2 separate regions of the Homo sapiens genome follow, and region 2 is linked to region 1. The links are chromatin loops, found by intact Hi-C in ENCODE. Cell type or tissue: OCI-LY7. All regions are shown on one strand.

Region 1 (2,500 bases):
AGGTTTTTTATTACTGATTCAATTATGGAACTCAATATTTGTCTATTCAGCATTTCAGTTTCTTCCTGATTCAGTCTTGGGAGATTGTATGTTTTCAGGAATTTACCCATTTCCCCTAGATTTTCTAGTTTGTGTTCATAGAGGTGTTCATAATAGCCTCTGAGGATCTTTTGTATTTCTGTGGGATTGGTTGTAATACCACCTTTGTCATTTCTGATTGTGTTTATTTGGACATTCGCTCTTTTTTCTTTGTTAATCTAGTTAGTGATCTATTGATCTTGTTTATCCTTTCACAGAACAAACTTTTGGTTTTGTTGATTCTTTGTATGGATCTTTGGGTCTCAACTTCATTCAGTTCTACTCTAATTTTAGTTATTTCTATTTTTCTTTTTCTTTCTTTCCTTTTTTTTTGAGACAGAATGCTTTGTTGCTCAGTCTGGAATGCAGTGGCACATATTTCCTTAAATATGTTTTCCAGGTTGTTTACTTTTTTTCCTTCTCTCTCAGGAATGCCAATAGTTGATAGGCTTGGGTGCTTTACATAATCCCATATTTCTCAAAGACTTTGTTCATTTTTTAAAATTCTTTTTTATTTTTGTCTGCCTGGGTTCATTCAAAGGACCAATCTTCAAGCTCTGAAATTTTTTCCCCTGCTTGATCCAGTGTATTGGTAAAGCTTTCAATTGTATTTTGAAATTTCTTAAGTGTGTATTTCATTTCCAGAAGCTCTGATTGATTTCTTTTTAAGATGTTTATCTCTTTCTTCATTGTTTGGATTCCTTTAGAAGTTTCTTTGGGTTGATTTTCAACTGTGTCTTGGATCTCATTAAGCTTCTTTGTAATCCATACTTTGATTTCTCTGTCATTTCTGAGTTTCCATTTTGATTAAAGACAGTTGCTGGAGAGCTAGTGTGACCCTTTGGTGGTGTCACTACAATCAGATTTTTCATGGTGCAAGAATTCTTGTGCTGGTTCCTTCTCATCTGGAGATACTGTCACATCTAATTTTTGTAATTATTTCCATGTGAGTAGGGTTTTTTTCTTTTATTTCTTCCCCTATAATAATATTATTATTTTTTCTTTCATTTCCCTTCCCTCCACCCCAGGAGTGTGACTGTAGAGAATGTTGGGTAGGGTCTTTTGGCTTTGCTTCTATAGCCCTATGCACTTCTTTCAGCAGGTTTTATATTGGGCAGTGCAGTTTGACCTACAGGCCAGTAGATGGCAGTTATAAGTAACAGCTGCTATGGCCAGTGTGGCTGGGTATATATTTGATCCTTGTTTACTAGCAGAAGCTCTCTGTTGCCCTCTGTTGCCCGGGATGAGCAGTGGTCTGAGCTGCTTGCTCAGCCCTGGAGAGGCAGGGTCCATGAAGGGTGGGGCTGGACTCAGCAGGTCCACCTATAGATCTCCTGATGACAGGCACAAGCACCAACACCATGGGGGAATCCAGTAGGCAGCCACCAAGCACCAAGAGGTGTGCCTAGGCATGGAGCAGGGAAACCTCTTCAGTCCCAAGTTCTCTGCGTGGGGATGGGGGGAGTTTAAATTCCTAATCCAGGAGAGTGAGTGTTCCAGATGCCTGAAGATCTGCCTGGATATGGAGTAGAAAGGGTCCCCCCTGCACCAAGGTTTCTGCACAGGAGGGCTGGGGTGACTCAGGCTGCTGAACCAGGCAAGCAGGTGCTCTGAATGCCTGGAGACCTGCTCGGGCATGGAGTGGACAGTCACTCACTCTACCACTATCTATGTCCCGGAAGGGTGTGTGTGTGGCTCAGGCTGCTGAACCAGATGAGCAGGTGCTCTGAATGCCATAGATCTGCCTTGGCATGAAGCAGAGACAGCAGAGAGGCCCCCCTGAACTAGGATCTCTGCACTGGAACAGTGGGGCAGGTCAGGCTGCTCATCCATATGAGCAGGATCCAAATGCCTAGAGATCTGTCTGGGTGTGGAGTGGAGAAAGCTCTGCTGCACCATGATCTATGCCTGAGAAGCATGAGGTGGCTCAGGCTGCTGAACCAGGTGAATGGGTGCTCTGAATGGTAGGAAATCTGCCTTGGGGTGGAGCAGAGACGGCCCCACTGCACCACAGTCTTAGGGGAGCAGTCTAGTATACCCAGCAAGGCACATGAAGATCAGTTCGAGGTCATCAAGCTGGCCCTGGCTGCAAGACTGGTTGCTGAGGAGAAACTGCAGATGTAGCTGCTCTCCTCTGGTTCCAGGCTTGCAATATGGGAGAGCACAATTGCAGCACCTATTGCTGAGGTGTTTTTCACAGTTCTGGCTGTGGAGGCCCCTACCTTTCTCCAGAGCAGGCATTCCAATCTCTGGCTTGAGACTAAAATGCCTGCACAGTTACGCTGCTGAATTGCCTAAGAATGGTTGCCTTTGTATGCGCCTGGATTAAAAATGGCATCCTACTCTTGGTCCTAGGTCTGAGAAAATGTCTGCAGCTTTGCCCACTGTCTTTCCCTCACAGAGTCTCCAAGTCTCTCCCCAA
Region 2 (2,500 bases), 110 kb after region 1:
AGTTGGGATTATAGGCGTGTGCCACCACACCTGGCTAATTTTTGTATTTTTAGTAGAGACAGGGTTTCATCATGTTTGTCCAGGCTGGTCTTGAACTCCTGACCTCAGGTGATCCACCTGCCTCGGCCTCCCAAAGTGCTTTGACCTCCAGAACTCTAAGGTGACAAAAATGTGACTCCAGCCTGGGTGACAGAGCAAGACCTGCTCTCAAAAAAATATAGATAATAAACCCACTAAAATTGTGGTAATTTGTTATAGCAGTAGTGGGAAACTAATAGAAGCAAGACTATGACCAAAGTTCACTATAGCCTCAAATTTGAAGGAACGCGTAATAACTAATCTGAGTGGTCCTTTAAAGTCCCTCTACTTTGACTTGTCATAGGTCAGATTTCAGTTTCATTTTTAAACTGCATGGTGCTTAGAACCTTGGCATAACTCTCTCTTAAGCAGCTTCATAGCTCTTTGTGGAAAAAGAAATAAAGCCTCAAGCTTAACTGCCAGTCCTTAATGAGCAGTTTACCAATGTTGAACTGAATGAAAAAGCTTTCCAAAATTACAAGACTTAAATCTGCAGTTTTACTTCTATGTCTTTTTTTAATGATACAGAATACCTGTGCATATTTTGGGGACACGTGATATTTGCATACATGCATAAAAGTGATGATCAAATCAGGGTAATTGGAATATCGATCACCTCAAGCATTTATCTTTTCTTTTTGTGGGGAGGATTTTAGTCCTTGTCTTCTAGCTAGTTTGAACTATGCAATATGTTATTATTAACTATGGTCACCTTACTGGATTATCAAATACTAGACATTACTCCTTCTAATTGTATTTTATACCCGTTAACCAACCTCACTTCATTCCCCCACCCCCTATTCCTTCCCCAGCCTCTGGTAACCACCAGTCAACTCTCTCTCTCCATGAGATCTACTTTTTTAGCTCCCACTTATGCGTGAGAACATGCAATATTAGTCTTTCTGTCCCTGGATTATTTAACTTAACATAATAACCTCCAGTTCCATCCATATTGCTGCAAATGACAGGATTTCATTCTTTTTATGGCCAAATAATATTCCATTGTGTGTATATAGCACGTTTTCTTTATCCATTCATCTGTTGTTGGACACTTAGGTTGATTATCTTGGCTATTGCGAATATCGCTGTGATAAACATGAGACTGCAGATATCTCTTCAATATTTTGACTTCCTTTCTTTTGGATATATACTCAGCAGTGAGACTGCTGGATGATATGGCGGTTCTATTTTTAGTATTTTGAGAAACTTCCATACTCTTTTCTATAGTGGCTGTACTAATTTACATTCCCACCAACAGTGTGTGAGCCTTCCTCTTTCTCTGCATCTTCACAAGCATCTGTTACTTTTTGTCTTTTTGATAAGCCCTTTTAACTTGAGTGAGATGATATTTCATTGTGGTTTTAATTTGCATTTCTCTGGTGATTAGTGGTGTGGAGCACTTTTTCATATATCTGTTGGCTATTTGTATGTCTTCTTTTAAGAAATGTTTATTCAGACCTTTTGCCCATTTAAATTAAATTAAGTAATTTTTTTGAGACAGAGTCTCATTCTGTCACCAGGCTGTAGTGCAGTGGCATGATCTTGGCTCACTGCAACCTCCACCTCCCGAGTTCAAGGAATTCTCGTGCCTCAGCCTCTTGAGTAGCTGGGATTACAGGCATGCACCACCACGCCTGGCTAACTTTTTCATATTTTTAGTAGAGATGGAGTTTTGCCATGTTGGCCAGGCTGGTCTGGAACTTCTGCCTTTTGCCCATTTTTAAATCAGATTATTTGTTTTTTAGTGACTTGTTATTGTTTGTTATATATTCTGGCTATTAGTCTCTTTTCTGATGAAATATTTTCTCTCTGTAGATTGTGTCTTCATTTTGCTGATTGTTTCCTCTGCTGTGTAGAAGTTTTTTAGATTGACACAATCCCATTTGTCTATTTTAGCTTTTGTTGCCTATGCCTTTAAGATATTATCCAAAAAGTCTTTGTCCTGATCAGTTTCCTGAAACATTTCCCTTATATTGCTTTCCAGTAGTTTCTTAGTTTCAGATTTTAGATTTAAGTCTTTAATCCATTTTGATTTGATTTTTTTTGTGTGCAGTGAGAGATAAGGGCCTAGCTTCATTCTTCTGCATATGGTTATTATGTTCTCCCAACACCATTTACTAAAGAGACTATCCTTTCTTCAGCACGTGTTCTTGCCACTTTTGTGGAAAATGAGTTGGCTGTAAATGTGTGGATTTATTTTTGGGTTGTCTTTCTGTTCCATTGGTCTATGTGTCTGTTTTTATGCCAGTATCATGCTTTTGTGTTTACTATGGCTTTATAGTATATTTTGAAGTCAGGTAGTGTGATACCTTCAGCTTTATTCTTGTTGCTCAGGATTGCTTTGGCTATTCAGGGTCTTTTGTGGTTTCATATGAATTTTAGGACTGTTTTTCTCTATTTCTGTGAAGGATGTCATTGGTAT

What was found. A loop is a pair of places that touch in the nucleus more often than their neighbours do. Peaks named below come from ENCODE experiments on the same cell type or tissue, not always from the same donor. Only the 100,000 strongest peaks of a DNase experiment are listed, where the experiment ranks them.
Region 2: a loop joins it to region 1, with 2.0 times the contacts of the local background. A loop is called at or near these places in 15 of 110 quality-filtered maps.

The regions. Positions count from the first base shown.
Region 1 is chr7:127,446,312-127,448,811 of GRCh38, reverse strand. No RefSeq gene overlaps it. Among named protein-coding and RNA genes, the nearest start is that of LINC03012, 29 kb to the left of the region's middle. In OCI-LY7, CTCF peaks have their summits at 1,074 and 1,276 (motif pointing left); a DNase peak (open chromatin) is centred at 1,271.
Region 2 is chr7:127,333,684-127,336,183 of GRCh38, reverse strand. No RefSeq gene overlaps it. Among named protein-coding and RNA genes, the nearest start is that of ZNF800, 58 kb to the left of the region's middle. In OCI-LY7, no CTCF peak of the experiment used is centred here; no DNase peak of the experiment used is centred here.